Linked DNA regions of Homo sapiens: all the other regions are linked to region 2. The links are chromatin loops, found by intact Hi-C in ENCODE. Cell type or tissue: PC-3. All regions are shown on one strand.

What was found. Peaks named below come from ENCODE experiments on the same cell type or tissue, not always from the same donor. Only the 100,000 strongest peaks of a DNase experiment are listed, where the experiment ranks them.
Region 1: a loop joins it to region 2, with 15 times the contacts of the local background. A loop is called at or near these places in 2 of 110 quality-filtered maps.
Region 3: it touches region 2 in a loop (7-fold over the local background); 3 of 110 quality-filtered maps call a loop at or near these places.

The regions. Positions count from the first base shown.
Region 1 is chr4:123,446,220-123,454,219 of GRCh38, forward strand. No RefSeq gene overlaps it. Among named protein-coding and RNA genes, the nearest start is that of SPRY1, 53 kb to the left of the region's middle. In PC-3, no CTCF peak of the experiment used is centred here; DNase peaks (open chromatin) are centred at 3,762 and 6,532; H3K4me3 peaks cover 766 bases; H3K27ac peaks cover 3,175 bases.
Region 2 is chr4:123,583,739-123,591,738 of GRCh38, forward strand. No RefSeq gene overlaps it. Among named protein-coding and RNA genes, the nearest start is that of LINC01091, 62 kb to the right of the region's middle. RefSeq lists enhancers at 1,305-1,822, 5,094-5,143. In PC-3, no CTCF peak of the experiment used is centred here; DNase peaks (open chromatin) are centred at 4,563 and 4,963; H3K4me3 peaks cover 1,126 bases; H3K27ac peaks cover 2,592 bases.
Region 3 is chr4:123,414,170-123,422,169 of GRCh38, forward strand. No RefSeq gene overlaps it. Among named protein-coding and RNA genes, the nearest start is that of SPRY1, 21 kb to the left of the region's middle. RefSeq lists an enhancer at 4,138-4,695. In PC-3, no CTCF peak of the experiment used is centred here; DNase peaks (open chromatin) are centred at 2,022, 4,472 and 7,602; H3K4me3 peaks cover 612 bases; H3K27ac peaks cover 5,878 bases.

The DNA of each region.
Region 1 (8,000 bases), 140 kb before region 2:
TGAAGCAGCAGGAACTCACCATCATGTAAATGTTCTAGATGTACCCAAACCAAGTCCAAGGTTCCCAATGGCCTTGTTTCAATGCTTAAGAATGGTTGTTTTCATAAATATTATGCATGTGTGTATATCACAAAGAAAAATGATTGGTGTGCTCTACCTTTTCAATTTTAATTTGTGCTTTACTAGTTAACTATATTTCTCTCAAAAAATCAGCATGAAACATGCCAAATTTTCTAAAAATACTTTTGAGAATACAGTGATAGGCCAGGCACAGTGGCTCATGCCTGCAATGCCAGCACTTTGGGAGGCGAAGGCGAGTGGATCACCTGAGGTCGGGAGTTCGAGACCAGCCTGGCCAAGCAACATGGTGAAACCCCGTCTGTACTAAAAATACAAAAATTAGCCAGGTGTGGTGGTGGGCACCTGTAATCCCAGCTACTCGGGAGGCTGAGGCAGGAGAATAACTTGAACCTGGGAGGTGGAGGTTGCAATGAGCCATTACACTCCAGCCTGGGTGACAAGAGCAAAACTCCGTCTCAAAAAAAAAAAAAAAAAAAGAATACAGTGATACATAAATGTGTATATATATATACATCTACATCCATGTGTTTTAAAAGAGCAATGGATATTGTTGATCAATTATACTAACAGAGAAGGTAAAGAATTTGCTAGATTACTTGCTATTCAGTGGGTTTCCCTGGTTGAGCCTAGGAAATTGGGAAATGATCAAGGGAAGATCAATGTTCAGAGATCACTGAGTGAAATGAAAACATGCCATTCAAGCGTTGGTAGATTTCGTTTGGTTTCAATGCATCTTCCTGTTAGCAGGGGCGTACTTCTTTATGTCTCTGTAGGGCTGTGGTGTTAATGTGAGTGGTAGCAATTGAGTTTTGGAAAAATGCCAAAATGGTGTGGCATTCTTCTTCGACTTTTTTTTTTTTTTTTTTTTTCAAACAAGGGTGTCCTTAGCTTTGGGACTGTTTTGAGAATCGGTCGGCCTGCATGGATGACAAGGGAGGACACTGGAAATCTCCTTTGGGGCTTTTGGGTGGGTAGCAATGAAAATACTGAATCTGTTTATCTTTGTGACTTACAGACAACAGGAGACTGGGTCATAGCAGTGCCCCTCCCCTCCCTTTCCCTCCTCTTCCCTCTCCTCTCCCCTCCCCTCCCCTCCCTTCCCCTACCTTTTTTTTTTTTTTTTTTTTGAGACAGGGTCTTTCCCTGTCACCCAGGCTGGAGTGGTGCAGTGGTCTGATTTCAGCCCACTACAGCCTCAGTCTCACCAGCTCAAGCAATCCTTCTGCGTCAGCCTCCCAAGTAGCTGGGACTATAGGCATACACCACCACGCCTGACTAATTTTATTTTTAGTAGAGATGAGTTTTATTTTTTGTAGAGAATTTTATTTTTTATAGAGATGAGTTCTCACTATGTCGCCCAGGCTTGGTCTTGAACTCCTGAGCTCAAGCAATCCTCCCACCTTGGCCTCCCAAAGTGCAGGGAGCTACTGAGCCCAACTTTATTTTCCTTAAACTCCTCCTTTCTGAAAATGCTTCTCTTTTTATTTCATGGGAATATAGAATAGTAAATTCTTTATTAGAAGAATTTAGCTTATATATTAACTAAAAAAGAGTAGAGATAGGACTCTGGAGACCAAGATTCTTCTGTTGATCATTTCCAAAAGGGGCTAAAAACCTTCCCCTAATTTACTTGGTTATTAAAGCAGTTAGTTGGATGTATTGTATCATATTTCTGGCAACCACCACCACCAACAACAAAAAAGACAACAAACATGCAAACAAAAAACTATGTAGTTGTGATGCTCAAGTCAACAAACATTTATTAGCTTATTATTAGCATATTAGTATAGCAATGCTATATAAAGTTTAAATATATGTTAAAAATGAAAATATATTCTTTTCTTGTCATGCCTAGGAAGCTAATTTTTTGCATACTTAAGATAGCAATGTCTACTTTTCACTTTTATAGGGAATGATATGTAAATACAAAACATAAAATTATTCTTTCACTGAAAAACATAATATAATAGTAAATTACCGATGAGGTTAATCTTAAAGAGAGCACAGAGGTGTGGTAATAAAAGGCCACAAAACCAATTTGATGATTATTATGTATATAATCACAAAAAATAATTAGAGTAAGCCAAAGTAGATTTTTTTTTCTTTTGGAGACAGAGTCTTGCTTTTTCCCCCAGGCTGGAGTACCGTTGCATGATCTCGGCTCACCATCACCCCTGCCTCCTGGGTTCAAGAAATTCTCCTGCCTCAACCCCTGGAGTAGCTGGGATTACAGGCACGTGCCAGCACGCTTGGCTAATTTTTGTATTTTTGGTAGAGAAGGAGTTTCACTGTGTTGGCCAGGCTGGTCTCGAACTCTTGGCCTCAAGTGATCTGCTCGCCTTGACATGCCAAAGAATTGGGATTACATTACAGCCACAGCGCCTGGTCAGATTCTTTTAATTAGGAAGACCATTAAAATATTTTCTTAAAAATTTATTGAAAGTTGATTGGGTGTGGTGGCTCACACCTGTAATCCCAGTGCTTTTGGAGGCTGAGACGGGTGGATCACCTGAGGTCAAGAGTTCGAGACCAGCCTGGCCAACATGGCAAAACCCCATCTTTACTAAAACAACAAAATTAGCTGGGCGTGGTGGCACTTTCCTGTAATCCTAGCTGCTTGGGAGGCTGAGGTAGGAGAATCGCTTGAACACAATAGGTGGAGGAGTGAAACTCCAACTCAAAATAATAATAATAAATAAATAAAGCCATGGTAAACTATCATATGGCAATGGCTGTCTTCAGTTAACTGGATATTTGTTTTGTCATTAAATAAACAAGACATTTGTTGAATTATTATATTTGCCAATATTTACTAATATTTAATTTCACCTATGCCACCCTAAAATTTGAGTTTAATTCCCTTGACTGAAATGTGGCTCTCTGAAGTTCTTGAAATTCTTTTGCTGGCACAATCTCAGATCTCTTGGTCTTCAGGCATGTGACTTTGGTCCTACCAGCACCAGGGTCTCTGCCTCTTTATATAACTCAGCTCACACATTCACAGGGGTCTTTCTTGAGCACTGTACTTTCTATAACCTATTAATGCTGATGACTTCCAAGTCCTGGTCCTTGTTCTTTGTCCTTTTCCTCTGCTACCCCTCCTTTGTGGTATTCACGACTAAAATTCACTACCTTCTTAATTAAAATCACTAAAATGTCTTTACTGCCTTGCCCCTCTGAGTGCCTTGTATCTTGTTCTGCAAGATGGTGCTGCTCAGATATTTTACTGGTGACTGAAAGAAAACATCCCTGAAATGAAACCTTATCTCCCATGAGAACCTATTCTAACCACTATCATTGTTTATTGAGTGACTTTGCTAAGGGTATTCAATAACTTGCTGGGTAGAGGTCGAATTTTTAAAGAACGAATACAAACTTGTCAAATTGTTAATGAACCAGCCTCGAAAGATTGCGGTGGGCTTTGTAGGTGATAAAACCTAGGGATAGTGAAGGAAAGATAGCTCCTCTATGGAGCTTGTTCCAAGCTATGTCCTTTCATCAAATGGAAAGAACACAAGATGGGGGTTGGGGGAATCAGATTTACTTTGTTCAAGCTCTGGTTGGACCACTGACCTTATAAAGTTCTCTGAATCTTAGTTTCCTGTTTGTCAAGGCTTTCACTTCCTAACTTTTGTGGTTAACATGAAAATGCCACGAAGTACTAAGCAGTATAAATAGAAGGTAATTATACTACAGTGATCATGTTGGGGATTTGTGGTTACTATAATCACAATGAGAACATACATACCAGGGTTGCAGTTAAGTGTTTATTTGCTTGTTCACTTGTTTATTGCCTTTCTCTCTCCTAAATTGTACATTCCATTAGGGTAATGACCATATTTGTTTTATTAATCATTGTAATCCTGTTATATATTAGTTTCTGACTCTGGGAGGCACTCTGCATGTAAGTATTATTTGGATGGATGGATGGAATATGATTAATAGCTTTAAGAATACTGGCTTTGTGAAGACTAAAGGGCTATCAGAAAATCCACGTGCCATGGCTTATGAACATTAATATTTATAGAATTTCCCAAAGCTTCACTTCAACTCTAAGTTCACTTAGAGATAATTTTGTTTGTTTGTTTGTTTGTTTGTTTTAGAGACAAGGTCTTACTCTGTGGTCCAGGCTAGAGTGCAGTGATGAGACCATAGCTCACTACAGCCTCAAATTCCTGGGCTCAAGGAATTTTCCTGCCTCAGCCTCTGAGTAGCTGGGTCTACAAGGGCATGCCACCACACCTGGGTAATTTTACTGTTTTACAGAGATGGGGTCTTGCTGGGTTGCCCAGGCTGTTCTCAAACTCTTGGCCTCATGTGATCCTCCCTCCTTATCCTCCCAAAGTTCTGGGATTATAGGCATGGGCCACTATGCCCAGCCTATTTTAGAGACAGTTTTAACACATCTGCCTATCTCCTATTTAAGTTATATGAAACTGGAGACTGATAATTAGAAATCTGTAGGGAGGAACCCAAAGGAGGCACTATTAGCTGCAAGCAGTGACAGCCAAACAATCTGAAAGCAAATTAGAACGTAGAAAAACTGCTGAAGAAACTAAAAAGTATGGCAGTCTGGAACCACTTAATACAAATTAAATGCACTGATGTGTTCATAACAATTCTGTGAACTGTGTAATATCACATACATACATGGTGTTATGTAAGGGAAAAGCAGCCTACCTGCTCTGGGTCCTACAGCCATTGTAGTGAAATTGTGTAGGGATGGAGGCTCATGAGGAAATCTCTGAGCCATCAGGAAAATTAAATTATGTTCACTTTCCTTAACAAGGTAGGGAAGTGTGTAGGTCACTTTAGATTTAGATTTAGAAAGAGTTCTCTCAAAATATACAAAATTGAAATATCTTATTTCTGATACTACTAGATAAATGAGATACTATTTTATTCACTAAACCAATGACCTTTAAAGATATATCCAAATCAACCAAACTCTAAAAAGTTAGGAAGTTACACTTGCTATACATTAAAACACCTTTAAGGTCTGCATATGTAGATGCTGAATAAATTAGAACAACAGTACTGTAGTAAAATAATGCGCCATTGTACTTAGTCAAGCTGGTAGGCTCCTTTATTGGCCTAAATTATTAAGATCTTATTTTTACCAGAACACTATATTCCTTTGGTATCTGAGTTATGCCTTAAATAATAAATTAGGTATTTAAGATGTTAATATATTTTGGTGATGCTAGGCATTTGGGTTTCCATTGTCATAGGGAGAATGAGGTTTTATTTTTGTTTTTTTAGTCTGCTATTCACAAGTGGCAAATTTTGAGAGCTTAAAGTTGATTTTAAATTTCATTTGGCCTGGTCATGGCTCACTCCTGTAATCCCAATACTTTGGGAGACCAAAACCAGAGGATGGCTTGAGCTCAGGAATTTGAGACCAGCCTGGGCAATACATTGACTACAAAAAAAATTTTAAAATTAGCTGGGCATGGTGGTTCACACCTGTGGTCCCAGCTACTAGTGGGGCTGAGGTGGGAGGATCAGTTGAGCCCAGGAGATTGAGACTGCAGTGAGCCCTGATCACACCACTGCATTCCAGCCTGGGTGACAGAGCAAGACCCTGTCTTTAAAAAAATTTTCATTTGATTTCAAAAAATATTTATTGACTATCCACTTTGAATTAGGTGGTACTAGAGACAGATAATGAGTAAGACAATATCCCCTCTCTCAGGGAGCAAATAGTTTTGGTATTTTCAAATAGAGAAAAAAGCCTTGTCTGAATCACTAGAACTTTAAAGTCTAGTGATGTTTGGAGAAGGAAATGCCAGCAGCTACTATTAGTTATAGTGAACAAAGAGTAATTTTAAAATATTCAAAATTTAGAGGTGAAATAAATTAATTTAAACTGTATATCACATTAATAGTTAAACATGTTGGAGAAGTAACATTAATCTTTTAGAACATATTTCAGTTCTATTTGCTGGTGGATTTTTTCCTGATTCTTTTGAATTATAATTACTTTTTTTAAAAAGGAAGAAAAAATTCATAGTTCATAATTACTAAACTCTCCTAAGTTAAAAAAAATTAAAGAATCCATGTATAGTTCAGTGGGAAAAAACTCAGATGAAAGTAACTGCAGGAAAGAATTTTTATATATATTTACTTTGTATACTTAATTTTAATTTTCCTGTGTTTTAAATTTTCAAAGTAGGTACATTCAAAGTAGGTGAAACTTTTTTGAAGATCCTTAACAGCAAGCAATTCTAAATCTTATCATGGGTTAGGTTTTCATGTCCTGGGTTATTCTAATCCATGAACTCAACCAAGAACAAAATACAACCATTCAGAATGGAACAAACTGTGTCTGATTAAATGATAATTTCCTAAATTAAAAGAAGTTTTGCTACATCAGATAGTACTTGATATCCACACTACCTACTATCAGATAGAGGAACTCTCACATGTGCCATTCTGGGAGACTTGCCAATGCTGCTGTCATCACTGGTAGCTAGAAAAAGGCATGATTAAAAGATTTGCTTGTAGTGTTGCTCATCATTAGTAATTTGTATATCTGGTGAGTAGACATAAACAGAAGCAGCTCTTTCACTGGTATTTTCATCCTCCTCCATTCTCTCTGATCCCTTCATTTCTCTGGCTCTCCTCAGAGGTGGGCTGGTCTGTTGGAGCTTCTATTTCAGTCTTTGCAGTTGTTATCATGCATTTTTGGATGTTTGATTTAACTACACATCATAAGCCCATCCACCCCTCCACGACCATCTAAGCTAAAACAAACAAAGGCTTATTTCTAGCCTATATCACAATCTTCAATTGTCTCCATCTATAATTTATAATGTAATTTAGGTGTTACAGTGTTTTTCAGTCACAAGGCAGATGGAGTAAAAAAGATGACCACAGTGAGGTCAGGTCAGCTGATAGTGACACACATCATCCTACAGGAGAGTGTTGTGAATAATTGAAGGGGAGAGACTCACAAGAAGGAAAATGGCTTTATTAAACAATGAGAATGGAGAGATTGTGGTGACTTTAGAATGGCAAAAGTACAGAATGACTTTTTTTTTAAAGGCATCCAAATGAAACTGAAAGAAAAGAAAAATTGAGGAAAAAAGAAGAAAAGTTAAATGAACACACTGAAGAAGGAATCCAGCTTACACACAGCTTAGAGGATGAGGAATGAGCTAATGAACCATTCATCGCTACATGTAAAATGCTGTGTGACGCACCAGGGAACTGCTGTTAGTCACAAAAGGGAAATTATGGTACATCTTTCAGGCTCTGAGGGTCCTGCTGGAGCCCATTAGCTGTGTGCCAGTCTCCCTTGCGGGAGGCAGGAGGCAAACCTATTTAGAATCTTTTTTTTTTTTTTTTTTTGGTTTGAGAAATTGGCCCCTGGGACAAGGAATCCCAGTTCCTCCTAGGCACCGTGACGATGGACAAGAAGGCATTGCCTGGCAGTGCAGCACCTTGTGTACTTACTTCCAATGTTGCTTTCTGACAGGAAAGGCAATCGGGGTACTTCTCTGAGTCCATCTAAAATCTAAGTTCATAGGACGACATCTGAATGAAGGTAAATAAGTGTAAATTTAATAACAGTAGATTTGGTAGCTCAGTTTCCTTCCTCAGCGAAATAAGGCAACCAGTATAAGGAGGAGAACTGCTTTCTATATCTTCTTTTTTTAACTTCAGAAATCTCAAGGTCCTTTTCAGAATACTATAGCCCATTGTTTGAAATCATTGTACCTCTATAATCCACATAAATTAAAGTACTAAAGTTAGAAAGAATGGGTTTAGGATTGGACAAATACAGGTTTAATGATGCAGGTCTCTAACACTGGCAGGGGACACCATCTACTTCCAGTATCGTCCTTAGACCTAGGCAACCAGGCCTTATCCTGGTGCACTGCCCCTCCCTGCCTTAGAGGACCCTGCGCCTCCCC
Region 2 (8,000 bases):
GCCCACCTTGGCCTCTCGAAGTGCTTCCATATTGATTCTAATGAGACTTAGGAAAGGACCTTGGACCCTAGAATTCACACTCAACAATCACATATTTATTGGCCATGGGTGAGGAAGGTATGGAAGTGTATGGTGTGATCATATACTTGGCTGAGGGCCTCAGATTTCCCTGTAGATTTGCTTTCACATGGAGCTGGGGTTTGAGCCCAGGGTCATCAGATTCCAGAACCATGCCCTGACTCCTATGCTACATTACCTGCTAAGAAAAGTGAGGATAGGATGCTAATTGATGTATTATACCAGGATATGAGGCTCGATAAAGAGGTTCTTACTATAAACAGCAATACCTATCACTAGTCTAAAATGAATTTTAGCTGATTTAAGCAGAAAAGAAACATTAAAAATATACTAGATGGCTCATAGAATTTCCAGAAAGATTTGGGACTTGGAGGTCATGTATCCAGGAATAATGCCCCATATTACAGGGCAAAACAGACCCAGTGAAGATATTTCTGTGCTGTTGACTATACCGCGGGCCCCTATGACATGGGTCCTGCTTCTTGAGCCCCTGCCCTGGCTGCCTCTGGGATGAAGATCCAGTTATCCATGGTTCACATGCATGCTGCATGCTCCTTGCTTCTTCCCGACATGGCACTGGACATTGATTTCAAGTCTAGGGCAGGTGATTCCAATTGGCAGAACCTAGGTCATGTGTTAGACTAATTGTCAGGGAGACTTAGAATGCAAATATCTGGTATCTTAGTTCCCACAATGGACAAGGGCATTAGATTACCCAGGAGGCCAAAGAGTGACAAATTCCACAACTGTTCTTTTGGTTCTTTCATATTTTTCTTCTCTCTCTCTTCTGTTAAGCAAAATCTACCCACCCTTTAAGGTTCAGTTTATATCCCATTTCATCTGTGGAATTTTCTCTGACTTTGCTAGTCTTTCATTTTATCCCTCCTCTGAGCATTACTTACAGCCAGAATGAGTTGTGAAAATATAATATTCAGAAGTTGACTTCATATCATTAGCCCTGACCCTTATTGTGCCCATAAACTGTTGTAGCTAACATTGTATTTGGTGGCATTTTTGGATAGTTAATAGAGAAATAGCCTACAAGACAGAAATCAGTGAGTATTTATAGCTTCCTCTTTTTCCATCCAACCTGTCCTTCTTGTTATGTCTTTGGTTTTTATGTGATAGTCAATACTGTGTTGTGGCTATTATTTTGTATTTTCTAGTCTCTTTAACAGAAGGAATTCCTGAGGAAGGTAGCAACCATATCTAGTACTTCTTCTGTGATGTTTATAAAATGGTGCAAACAGTACATATTCATTGATTGGTTGAGAATAAGTATGCCTAAAAAATGCAACATTTGGTATATTTGGATCCTTTGATCCAAGTTGGTGTTCACTTGAAGTCAGAATACCTCATTTGTAGAAACAGTAACAAAACTTTCTCCCTTCCTGTAAAATCTTGCTTTCAATAGGATTGACAATGAAACACTTTATTATGGAACTGAAGATCCTCTTAGGAATGTTAGGTTCACAGTCTACATAGTAAAGAACCTTCTTTGAATGTCCACACACAAAGGCTGACTGCATAATCCTTTAATATGCTTTTCACAGACTTAATTCAATGGGAGTCAGGAGGAGGCTTTCGGTACTGAACAGTTTACCTGTCAGATTTGTCTTGGTAAATATACATACCTATTCTAATAACTGCTATCTATCATAAGAATGATTTGGGCCGGGTGTGGTGGCTTATGCCTGTAATCCCAGCACTTTGGGAGGCTGAGGCAGGCACATCACCTGAGGTCAGGAGTTCGAGACCAGCCTGGCTAACATGGTGAAACCCTGTTTCTACTAAAAATGCAAAAAATTAGCCAGGTTTGGTGGCGCGCACATGTAATCCCAGCCTGTAATCCCAGCTACTCGGGAGGCTGAGGCAGGAGAATCGCTTGAACATGGGAGGCGGAGGTTGCAGTGAGCTGAGATCGCACCATTGTACTCCAGCTTGGGAAATAAGAGCAAAACTCTGTCTCAAAAACAAAAAACAACAACAACAAAACCCAATGATTTGAAAGACTAATATCTGATTTTCCCATTAAAATGTATGTAACACATTTTCTATTATGGTTTTCTTTAAAAAAAGTTTTTAAATGATAATTTTTTAAAGCAATCTGAGAAATGTGCATACCCTCTAAAACAAATCTCCCTGTGTGCTACACTTAAATAATTTCCCAGTAGTAGGTTTAGATTTGCTATTACCATTTTTTATTACCTTATTCTAAGCATCTTGCATACTCATTTGTAGATGTGAAGGTATAAATCTGCATCATTTGTGCATTCAAATCTCATAAACCCTTTTCAAAAGAACTGTTTTTTTTCTACTTTTTTTTATTTAAAAATATTTATTAAGCAGATTGGGAGAAATATTTGTAATTCACATATCTGGTGGAGAATGCATGTCCAGACTATACAAAAAAACTTTTAAAACTCCAAGAAAACAAACAACCCCCCCAAAATGAATAAAATATTTGAGTAGACATTTTGCTAAAGAAGTATGGACGGCAAATAGACACACTAAAATGTGCTCAACATCATTAATTTCTAGGGAGATGAAAATTAAAATTACATCTATTAAAATGGCTAAAATACAAAGAAACTGATTATGTTACGTGTTGGTGAGGATGTAGAGAAACTAGAATTCATAGATAGCTGCTGGGAATGTGAAAGGAAATATAGCCTCTGGCAAACAGTTAAGCAGGTTCTTATGAAGTTAAACCTGTACTTACTATGACCCAGTAATCCTATTCTAGTTATTTATCCAAATTAAATAAAAATGTGTATTCACATAAAAAGCTGAATGTGATTATTTATAGCTACTTTATTCACTATCTCCTCAAGCTGGAAACAACTCAAATGTCTCTCAACTGGGAATGGGTATAATTACTGTGGCAGATTTATAAATGGAATACTTCTTAGCAATAAAAAGGAATGAACTACTGCTACAGTAATAACAGTAATAATTTGGATGGATCTCAAATGCATTATATTAAGTGACAGGAGCCATACTCTAAAGACTGCAGACTGAATGCTTTCATATATATATAACATGCAGGACCATAGGAACAGAAAACAGGGATGCCAGGGACTGGGGCTGAGGGGAAGGGGTTAGCTGCAATAGGATGGGATATGTTTTGGGGTAATGGAACTTGTCTATATCTTGATTGTGGTGGTGGTGGTTACATGACTGCATGTATTTATCAAATTTCACGGAACTGTACATGAAAAAGGGAGAATTTGACATATGTAAATCATACTTTAGTACAAAAGACATTACTAATTAAGTTTATTTTAGGCCTGAACTAACTGGTAAGCCCTGAGAATACAGAGATCAATAAGAAGGTCAATCTAGCTGAAGAAGTAAATGTGAAGGGACATAGGCAAATATAATACAAGTCAGCCCATGGTATTTTATAATAGAGATGTAATACAGTACTAGGGTAGCCTAAAGAAGGTTGCAGTAAGTGGAGCACAGTGGCTTGCACCTGTAATCCCAGCACTTTGGGAGGCCAAGGCAGGCAGATTGCTTGAGCCCAGGAGTTCAAGACCAGCCAGGACAACATGGTAAAACTCCATCTTTACTAAAACTACAAAAATTAGCTGGGCATGGTGGCACACACCTGTAATCCCAGCTACCCAGGAGGCCAAGGTGGAAGGATCACTTGAGCCCAGGAGGTCAAGGCTGCAGTGAGCTATGATCGTGCCACTGCATTCCAGCCTGGGTGACAAAGCAAGAGCCTGTCTCAAAAACAAAAAATATTGCTTTAAACTCTAATATTGTCTGTATGTGTGTGCTCATGTTCTGGGGGCAGGTGGGTGGGGGGCAGGTGTGTAACAGAGCCTCACAAGGAAGTGACATTCAATGAATGGAAAATAATTCCTCTGTAAGTTAGGTTGAGTGAGGAACAGAGAACAGGCACATCCAAATCACAGTCACTAATGTGAATAGAGTAAATGAGTTCTCAAAAAAAGAAAAAGAAAAAAGAAAGAAAAAGGCGAGCATGAGTTTTTATTTTTATTTATTTATTTACTTTTTATTATTTTTTTTTGAGACCGAGTCTCACTCTGTTGCCCAGGCTGGAGTGCAATGGCGTGATCTCAGCTCACTGCAACTTCCGTCTCTGGGGTTCAAGCAATTCTCTTGCCTCAGACTCCCAAGTAACTGGGATTACAAGCACATGTTGCCACGTCCAGCTAATTTTTTTGTATTTTAATAGAGATGGGGGTTTCACAGTGTTGCTCAGGCTGATCTCAAACTCCTGAGCTCAGGCAATCCACCCGCCTGGGCCTCTCAAAGTGCTAGGATTACAGGCGTGAGTCACCGTGCCCAGCCTGTGAGTTTTTAATAAACCAGTTAAAATTTGTTTATCCAAAGGAGAAGAAATACAAACAATACTGGACACATGCAAGATGTGTTTTTTCTTAGCGGCAGCTGCTAACCATCCTGGCTTCCTGGCAGGGAGCAGGTTATCATCTATCCTGTGACTACGAGGGCACACCCTGCGTTAGCCCTGAGGCAAAGAGATAATAATAGCATGCTAGACTGGCAGCCTACACTCTGGAAGGGTTTATGAGGAGGAAGTCCGCAATTACATATTTCTGGGCAAACATTAACCAAGATTGAAACCCAGATTTGAAGAAAAATAGCAGGCTGGAATCTTCAGACAGATTCTGTAGCTGTTCTGTGGATTGAAACAGTAGTCAGACACGCTGCTAACTCCAAAAGGTAAGGTAAAAGATTGAGATGGCAGTATATAAAACTTGGTAAGAAAACTTTTCCACACCTGCCCACAGAATGTGTTCTGTAACACACAGAGCATTGTCCACATATGAATGATGAGAAATTATTTACATTCATGACAACAGAACCGAAGCCACAACATAGGGTCTATTGTTCACCTCATAGGGGTGACCGAATCTATTTATCCATGTGGTTTGGGAGCTCACCACTGTGCATTGAAGGGCCTCCTGTTGGCAACATCACCAAGAGCATTTCAGTCACTGTTACTACAATCTGAACAATTTGGGTTCCACGCTGTGGTTTTGTAATTTCTATTTTTAAAACTTGAACCATGGTGTGTCCAGTCTTGGTTGGGCATACTTAAAATGAAACTGTTAAGCTAAAATTAGCTTGACATCAAGACGTTGCATGTTCATTTTCCTTATATTTATAGCTGACCACAGTCATTATACAGAAGCCATCTAGTCTTTACTGTGCACTCTAGGGAACAGGAGGGGCAGTGGGAGTAACCAAAAAAAGAACTACAAGTTTTTCCAAAGGCGGTTGGTCGTAACTACTGCCTGAGCAGAGCGGTGCCTGCGTCTTAGTGAGGTCAGCCCAAGTGGGACTGACCTCACTAAGATGAGGACTTTCCTTTGAACAGCTGTTTACTCTTCAGTTCTTCTGCAGTTAATCAACAGTGATGGGACCTTTTCTAAAAGTTTTGCTTAGGGCCTCAGAATTTAACTTAAATCACCACGAAGGAAGTATATACAACAAAGCTTCCTCTTAGTATTTCTTCACCAAGTAATTATCTACTGACATATCCAACAGGTGAAGATAAATGGACTCATCATGGTGTAAAAAAGAATTTTTGACTAAGAGTCAGAAGATCTTAGTTTTAGTTCAGTTTTTCTTCCGTTGGGTGTGTGGTTTGGGCCTCAATTTCATCCAATAAAATTCAAAGGGTTGAACTAAGATCCTTCCAGTTCAAAATTCTGATATTTCTCAACTTCTCGGAAGGAAGAAAGATAAATTGCATAATTCTAATCATATGTCAAATGAAACAGCAACTACAGAGGAAAGAAGACCCATATAATCAATATTTTAATTTTTTTTAAAATTCCAGAATATCATGTGGAAAATCGTCATGCTCTAGGGATAATATTTCTTGTGAGATACTATACATTATCCTTGACCTTGTCTAGCATTTTACTTTGAAATGATAAACAATATATTTTTGGCTGTTTCATGTTATTTCAGTTTCACTATCATTCATTTGACTGGGATATGTTAGTTAAGGCAGAGGTGCAAACCTTTTTGATAATAAGCTGTGCTATATATCATATTTCTTCTTTGAGTTTACTGGCTCAACTTTCCAAGTAACAGCCTTCAGGTATGTCACTGAGGGATGCTTTATGGGTTATGTCAAATACCCCAACTAAAATGACAACGAGAGATTGCTTACAATCCCTGCTGTTGACTTCTGAATGCATTGTTAGAGTCTTTACCACATCTTTCTCTGATTATTCATTTTTTTGTGTTTACTAAAGAAGAAGAATCAATGGTAGTAGATGCCCCAGTTATCTTGTGAATAATTGCAGACACGGAGAAATGGCAAATAAGAAAGAAATCAGGGCCTCAGTCACAGGGGAGGGTTGATAATGAGATTGGTGGATTTATAAGACGACAGCAGATTCTGAAGAATATTTGTTACACGTGAAAACTTTGTGACAATTACCACTTAATGACTCCTTAGGGATCTTCTAAATGAGGAGCTGTCAAACTTTTCCTGTAATGGAACAGATAGTAAATATGTTATGTTTTGTGAGTCATGTGGTTTTATCCCAACTACCCAACTCTGCATTTTTTTTTTTGTTTTTTTTTTTTGTTTTTTTTTTTTTGTTTTTTGAGACGGAGTCTCACACTGTCGCCCAGGCTGAAGTGCAGTGGCGTGATCTCGGCTCACTGCAACCTCTGTCTCCTGCGCTCAATTGATTCTCCTGCCTCAGCCTCCCAAGTAGCTGGGATTACAGGCGCCTGCCACCACACCCAGCTAATTCTTAGTATTTTTAGTAGAGATGGGGTTTCACTATGTTGGCCAGGCAGGTCTCAAACTCCTGACCTCATGATTCGCCCACCTCAGCCTCCCAAAGTGTTGGGATTACAGGTGTGAGCCACTGCGCCTGGCCTCAACTCTGCTTTTATAGCATGAAAGCACTCATAAGCGACATGCAAATGAATGGATATGCTGTGTTCAATGAAACTTTATTTACTAGAACAGGCAGTGGGTCAGATTTGGCCTGTTGGGCCTTAGTTTGTTGAACCCTGGTCTATTTTGATCATCCACATCATCTTCATCATTATTATTATTATTATTATTTTTTGAGATGGAGTCTTGCTCTGTCACCCAGGCTGGAGTGCAGTGGTGTGATCTCAGCTCACTGCAACCTCTGCCTCCTGGGTTTAAGCAATTCTCTTGCCTCAGCCTCCCAAGTAGCTGGGACTACAGGTGCATGCCACCATGCCCAGGTAAGTTTTGTACTTTTAGTAGAGACGGGGTTTTACCATATTGGCCAGGCTGGTCTCGAACTCCTGACCTCATGATCTGCCCACCTCACCCTCCCAAAGTGTTGGGATTACAGGTGTGAGCCACTGTGCCCGGCCCATCCACATCATTATTAACATCAATAAGAAATATTTATTGGACCCCTGTGATCTTTGGTGGAGTTGGGATCAGTGTTAATGTTAAGAAGACAAGGATGTGAACTTGACACCTGTGGGCCACAAATCAGCGTCAACTTTACCTATCAAATAAAGAGCAGTTTTTAAAAGAGAAAACCAGTACTATATAGTATGATGCTCAAGACAGATTCTCTTATTCTTCAGGTGTACTCTTCAGTTGTAACCCAAATTTTTAAGTGTTCACAGGTATATGTTTCTTTTTAATTATCACATGCCTTTTCTTATTTTCCACTCTACGACAGACAAATTTCTGAAATTAAAATCAAACTCCTCTATTTAAACTCTCTTTTGGGAGTATCTTGTTGGTCCTATAGAATGCTTTAGAAATCCCAAGATGTTGAGTGACATCTACATTCTAAGTGACATTCTAAGCTAAGCCATGGCTTTTCTTATGGTTTATGTGTGTTTGAGTAAGCAAATATTGGTGAAAATGAGGGTATAGATATAACTTCTTTCTTTAGTAT
Region 3 (8,000 bases), 170 kb before region 2:
AGCACTTTGGGAGGCCGAGGTGGGCGGATCACGAGGTCAGGAAATCGAGACCATCCTGGCTAACACAGTGAAACCCCCTCCCAACTAAAAATTAAAAAATTAGCCAGGCGTGGTGGCGGGCGCCTGTAGTCCCAGCTGAGGCAGGCGAATGGCATGAACCCAGGAGGCGGAGCTTGGAGTGAGCCGAGATCTCGCCACTGCACTCCAGCCTGGGCGACAGAGCGAGATTCTGCCTCAAAAAAAAAAAAAAGAAAAGAAAAAAAATGTTTGCAACATAAAGAGTCTTGGTTTTCCTTATTCCCTGTATTTTTCTCTGCCTGCTGGTGGTGGTGATGATGATAGAGAAAGGAAGGAAGGTGATTGGGCAATATGTAATCCCTGTAATCCCAGCGCTTTGGGAGGCCGAGGCGGGCGGATCACCTGAGGTCAGGAGTTCGAGACCAGCCTGGCTAACACGGTGAAACCCCGTCTCTACTAAAAATATAAAAAATTAGCTGGGTGTAGTGGCGGGCGCCTGTAGTCCCAGCTACTCGGGAGGCTGAAGCAGGAGAATGACGTTAAGCCGGGAGGCGGAGCTTGCAGTGAGCCGAGATCATGCCACTGCACTCCAGCCTGGGCCACAGAGCGAGACTCCGTCTCAAAACAACAACAACAACAACAAAGCCAGGCGTGGTGGCTCACACCTGTAATCCCAGCTACTTGGGAGGCTGAGGCAGGAGAATCGCTTGAACCTGTGAGGTGGAGGTTGCAGTGAGTCGAGATCACGCCATTGCACTCCAGCTTGCGCAGCAAGAACAAAACTCCGTCTCAAAATAATAATAATAAAATAAAGTAAATTGAACCCGAGAAAGGTGAAATGACATGCTCAAGGATAAGCATCTAGTAGGAAATAGAACCAACTGAATGAGAAAAAGACATGAACAATACTTTTAAAGGCCTGTACTGTTTTCATTATGTGGACCTTGTTTGTACTTGAAGTTTGGGAGTTTAATTTACAATTCCTGAAGAGAATATAGCATAAAGATAGGCAGATCCAATAAAACCTGAATTCTTACAGAAGCAACACAGAAGAAGGGCAAAATAGTTTGGGTTTGGAATTGGTCATTTTTTTTCTTTATTTTGAGACAGAGTTTTGCTCTTGTTGCCCAGGCTGGAGTGCAATGGCGCGATCTCGGCTCACCGCAACCTCCACCTCCCGGGTTGAAGCGATTCTCCTTCCTCAGCCTTCCCAAGTAGCTGGGATTATAGGAATGCGCCACCAAGCCTGGCTAATTTTGTATTTTTAGTAGAGATGGGGTTTCTCCGTGTGGGTCAGGCTGGTCTCAAACTCCTGACCTCACGTGATCCGCCCACTTCGGCCTCCCAAAGTGCTGGGATTACAGGTGTGAGCACCGCGCCCGGCTATTTTTTTTTTTCTTTTAATTTGAAATACTTGTAAATAATAGTATTGGAATTTAAATTTTTTTCTATTTTATAGGTGGTATATACGAGGCACATGTAGAGACTTGGGAAAAAAAATTTTTTAAGGTGATCTTTATAAAATAGCAAAACTTGAATTTGAGGAACCTGGCATTGCTTGATTTCCAAAGTTTGGTAAAAAAAAAAAGTCAAGTGTGAGAGTCCAAAATTACTTCACACTCTATGTAAATAATGGGATATGGTACCCTGTGGTCCCTTAATTTCTTAAATAAAAATTTTAATGAGGGAGAAAGGATCTCTTAATCCTTAGGGAAAATATGCTTTGTGTGGATTGTAAAATCTGGCAAATTTTGGAAAGAAGAAAAGCAGGCAGTACTCTTGGAAAAAAATAGTCTGCTTGAACTTGCCTTTTTTGAAAAAAAACAAAACCCAACATTCTTTCATAAAGCATTTTTTTAAAAGTATTTGCCCTTGAGCATTTTTTTCTACTTACCCATACTTATCTTTCAAAACAAACATTTATTTCTTTCTACTATAGAGTGTGAGGAAGTTCCTTTGAGGTTATGCCCTACAAACATATCCAAGCAGTAACTGTCACCTCCTTCCTATGGCACAACAAATGACTAAGTCAACCGCAGGCAGCGGGGAGCATAGAGCGGCGATTTCGTGATGGGGGCTGTTCAGATGTTACCTATGGGATCCGTTCTCAAGGGGAAAAAACACACAACTATACTTTTGTGTGCAAATAAAATTTTGGGTCCTTTTGACCCAATGGAAAATGTGTGTCTACTGGTGGCTGCCTACTTGGAATATGATGATTTACACTTGGAAACATTTGTGTCATTTATCATATGATGTTACTGGTCTACAGCATGACTGCATAACAAATAACCATATTAAAAATTAATCTTTTCCAGTTCATCAGACTGTATGTCTTTTTGACACCCCAAGTCTTGTCTTTGCCTCTTGCCCTGCCGTCTTTTCCTGCAGTCACTCTTTACATTAAGTCTAGGATTAAGTTAAAACTCATGCACTGCGTATTTGTGGCTGCGCTTTCAGACTCCTACCCTGCCCTTTCACCCTTCTTTCCTACTTTTCTGAAACATAAATCTTCTATCCAGTGGAATTGGTTCGCTCTCTGTCCCTGCAACACACCTTCAACTCCAGACCTGAGACACTGTCTTTGCCTTTTCAATCCTATTCTTTGCAACAAGGTTTAAATCCTACTTTTCTGACTGGATCATGGCAAAATAATCTCTCTCAGAAATTCTTTAGTAACAACATTCTGTAAACTGATCATTACTTTTAATGTTGAGTTTTTAGTGTTTATGTCTTGTCTCCCTTCCATATTATAATTCTTTCAGACTGGGTTTATGTTGTAGATTTACCTGTACTCCTAAGGTGCTTTGCCCATAGTAGGCACTCAATAAATATTCATTGATATTTTTCCCTGCATTTTACAATCGAGTCATAAAAGCCCATATTTGGCTTCTGTTTTTCTGGCCAGAGGGCCATTCACTGCATTAATAAAATATATATTCTGACATGATGTGTCTCCTGCCTAAAGTCATTTTTGTCTAGCAAATACTAGTAAATAGAATTCTAAAAAAGATATGTAATTATCTGCTGCAGAGAATTTCAGTAATATCATTGATCATGTTAAGGTTTCCAGGGGAGACTAATTTTAAGAATTGTGGCAGTAAAACCTCTGGCACTAGAGGAGACAGATGTTCAAGGCTGTGGAATTGGCTCACCTCTCACGGGATATAATAATGCATCCTTTCTATAACATCCCAAATAGATAGGCCTGACATGGAAATGCCTGGAATCAACTCCTCCTTCATTTTACTAATGTATTTTTAGTTATTGATAATGCAAACCACTTGGTCTTCTCTGTTAAGCGTCCAAAGTATCCTTAAGAGTAATTAAAAAAGTAAAAAAAAAAAAAATGCCAGGGCCCTTCCCAGCTTCTTAGATGCTAATGCTCTTTCTCCTGGATACTAAACTATTGTTTACTCTTCTTGCTGAACTTGGCATAGGCATGAAACCCCTCAAAACATTCTTTTTTTTCATATGTACTATGGCTGTAAATACTTTTGAATGGTCTTGGGGATAGATCTATAATATTATGGAATCTATCACTCAAAGCACTATTATTAGTAAATACAGTAATATCTCAGATTGTATATTGCACACATTTTCTGTAAGTACCTAGGTTATAACATATTGGGCTTTTGACATACTTACGAGTGAAAGAGGGGCCAAGTTATTAGCCTAGTTTTGCAGATAAAATCTAACACAGGGAGGATTATGATTTTCACATTTATTGATAAAGTTAGGACTAGAACCTAAACTCCCTGATTCTGTTAGTTCATTCTGCTCTCACTATGTAAGATCAAGCAGATGGGCCAAACCAGCTGAAGCATCAGGGTTTGGCTCATGACTTTTGCTGTGATGGAATATCCAGTTGAAAAAAACAATCCTTATTTTCATACTTGAATGTTATAGGAAGCTCATTTTAAATTGCTCTGTTCCATATGAAAGATAATCTGGCCAATTTCTTAACTGTATTCAACTCCTATGCTTTAGAAACAACGTTGTTGTGTTTACAGGGAATGTTTAAAGCCCAAATACACAAAAGTAAATTTAAATCCCCTTACATTTTTATTATTTCAGTACTCTAGTTTATTATAACTCAGCTATCTATAGTGAACAGTTGACCTCTTATTATCTCCTCCAACCCCATCCCTGCTGACATCATTAAACAGGAAGGATTCTAATTATGTAGTCTCATTTTGGAGAAAATTGGGAAGACTACGTAGAAATCTAAACGATGTGTGTTACTCTCAGAGCTAGGAAACTAGAGCCAGGTCTCATGGCACTCTAATTAAAAACTTTTATTTCTGCAGATTTATTCTGTGGTCCTTACTGAACAGATCTGCCTTGGGTTTCTGCTGGTGAGTTTTTCAGCAGGAATGCAGGCTTTGTTTCTTTGAATAGTTGAGTGCAGATTAGTGGTATGCCAATTTCCTGTGGCCTTTCAGAGCTGCAATTTGAGCCCTGTTTGCTCCTGGCCCTTGCACAATTGAAAACAATGGGTGACTTCTTTTAGGTTTCACTTCAGGGCTCTTAGAAACAGGGGAAGTGGCTAAAGCCCTACTTTACAGGTAATTAACAATAGATAATGTTTGCTCTGCATTTTTTAGAGCCGATAAAAGGTAGAAGAACATATTCAGCTCCTGATTTAGACACTGTGCAGTGGTTTTATGGATACAATAGCTGTCTTAGCATTAGCAAGGTGGCATGGAGTATCATATATATCTGACAGCACAAAAGTTTTAAAAAGCAGAAGAAAAAAGAGTATTATTAAAACACTGAAGAGTAACCAAGAAAGCACTCCCTGGAAGATGCTAGAGAAACAGCGTCATTTTAAGCCATGCATTTTGACTCAGGCTGTAAATCTATATGTTTTATGAGGTGAACAATTTTCATAACTTGTTGACATTTATTCAAGGTCTTTTTGTGTTTTACACATAATTCAACTCTAGAATTCTCCTGTTTGTTAAAATAGCTTCAGCTTAAAAAGGCTTTATTTCCCATTACATTTAATCATTAGCCACAAATATTCTTATGAAATGGTTTTAGGGACTGGGCACTGTGGTTCATGCCTGTAATCCCAGCACTTTGGGAGGCCAAGGCGGGTGGATCACCTGAGGTCTGGAGTTCGAGACCAGCCTGGCCAACATGGTGAAACCCCATCTCTACTAAAAATACAAAAATTAGCTGGGCGTGGTGGCGGGCACCTGTAATCCCAGCTACTTGGGAGGTTGAGACAGGAGAATCTCTTGAGCCAGCGGGGCAGAGGTTGCAGTGAGCCGAGATCACGCCATTGCACTCCAGCCTGGCAACAAAAGTGCCTGGGCAACAAGAGTGAAACTCCAACTCAAATTAAAAAAAAAAAGATTTCAGGTGCTTAACGTGTAGAAAACAATGTTTTATTGCCCTTTTATTGTGTCTTGGGTAGTGATAGGGTGTTTACCTTAATACTTGGAATAAATATTTTTAGACCACTCTTCTCTGTGAAACATATTGTGTCCACCTGTGACAAGGTAGGTGTGTAGGAGTACTGATTGATTGATTCATTAAATCCTCAACAGTTACCAAGCACCTACTCTGCCCCACATCCTGGCCCCAGCACTAGAGGTGGAAGGATGATGGAGACCTTGTCCTTAAGGAGATTATGGCAATCGCTTTCCCACATTCTTTGGAAAAAATGAGTAATCTCAATTTTAATACATCTACAATTGAAATGTGTAGGCAGCACTCTTGATAAAAACGTTAAGGACTAGGCTGGGCGCAGTGGCTCACGCCACTGCACTTTGGGAAGCCGAGGCAGGCGGATCACAAGGCCAAGAGATTGAGACCATCCTGGCCAACATGGTGAAATCCCATCTCTACTAAAGATGGGTGTGGTGGCGCGTGCCTGTAGTCCCAGCTACTTGGGAGGCTGAGGCGGGAGAATCCCTTGAACCCTGGAGGTGGAGGTTGCAGTGAACCTTGATCGTGCCACTGCTCTCCAGCCTGGCGACAGAGCGAGACTCCGTCAAAAAAAAAAAAAAGGAAAGACTAGGTCATATCTGATACCCCAAGTAACTTATTTTTAGAGTGAACAAAGTCTAAACCAGAAGTTAGTGGCTTTTTGTTCCAAGCCACTTCTAACTAGCAACGTGAAATGTCACCTTACTCATCTGCTTTTGAGTAATGATGAACAGAGAGAAGTTGCTTTAGTAGGGAATTTATATGTCGTTTAAAACCAGAGCAGCTTTTTCTAAGTGTGTTTAGACACCCTTGAGAACAGTGTTTTAAGTACAGAGGTGTACAAAGGTGAAGGACCCCTACATCAATTAATTAGTCAGTCCAGACTTGCTGAGCACCTGGGACGCGTTCAGTGCTGTGCCAGTGGTGTGGATTTAGGAAAAAAGTATAAGCTCTTGATCTCCACTAAGAGCTGGATCAGGAGGCTGACCTGGCAGCCGGAAATGGGAAAGCATTTAAATCCTCTTATCTGCTGATAAAAGTAACATGTTTATTGTAACATTGTTTTTGAAAATGCAGATGAGTATAATGAATTAAAAATGACACATAATCCTGCTACCCATTTCTTAGTTACAAATGGGCTTTAACAATCATTTGGATACATTATTTACCTGTCTCCTAGTGTCTTGAACTTTCTTTTCCATTTTTTTTTTTTTCTGTCTGAGATGGAGCCTCACTCTGTTGCTCAGGCGGGACTGCAGTGGTGCGATCTCAGCTCACTGTAGCCTCTGCCTCCCAGGTTCAAGCAATTCTTCTGCCTCAACCTCCTGAGTAGCTAGAATTACAGGCGTGCGCCACCACGCCCGGCTAATTTTTATATTTTTGGTAGAGACGGGGTTTCACCATGTTGGCCAGGCTGGTCTCAGACTCCTGACCTCGTGATCCTTCTGCCTTGGCCTCCCAAAGTGCTGGGATTACAGGTGTGAGCCACCGCGCCCAGCCATGTCTTGTATTTTCTAAAATAAAAATTTAGGGGAACACTCCTCTACTTTTATTTTTTATGATCTTCTAAAACTCATTGAATCTTTAGAATTGAGGATTTTAGTAATCTTTCAGGAAACAGTCACTCTGAAGACCAAAATTTGTGTTTTGTTTCATTTACTTCCCACCTTTCTATCTTCTTAATAAAGTGAAGTTGTTTTCAGAGAGTTGAAAAAGAGAAAAACTCAACTCGTCCATTTAAGCTTTCTAGTACTTATCTAGCTAAGCACATTTATTGCAGGAAAACTAACACTGATGATAAGCAAAAGAGCACTAAGGAAGTTTGGATTGCCAGTGAAAATGTAGAAATTCAGTGGCAAGAATATATGTTTTCTATTTAAAAGAAACTATTACTATCTAATATTGCCAACAATTACGACAAAATAACCTCGTAAAGAAAAACTTTAAAAAAAGTGAACCTTGTTTTGCTGTGAGAGTCAAGCAGCTGTTCCATCCCTCCCAGCGCCCCACTAGCCTACCACTTTTTATGTTAACCACATTAATCATGATAATAATTTCCCTTAAGAAACTTTGCCTCTGAACACTAATGCTCATCATTTTACCCAGTGACTGGGTTGGAATTACGTAACCAACTTTATTATCACTGTCATTAAAATCAGCATATATCTCATTCTGGTTGTACAGGAAGCGATTGCTTAAAGTATCCATTTAAAATATGACTTAATGTTTAGATAGTGAACTTATATGTTTATCATGTCAAAGCCTCAGAGAAGTATTCTGTTCTCCTTAAGTGCTCTAAATGGCTGCTCAGTTACATACAGTTGTGATTGGCTATGCGTATATCCACATAGTTATTGATATTAAAAAATATGAAAATGATATCAGTAGAATGCTCAAGTTCTATTATTCTCTTGTTCCATGCATTAAACGAACTTTTTAGTTGTAAGTAGTGTCTTCAGTGCACATCATTCTCGTACTAGAACGATGACATCTTTCATCTTTTCCGATGAAAGAACTCATTTGCTAAAACAACTGATGTACTT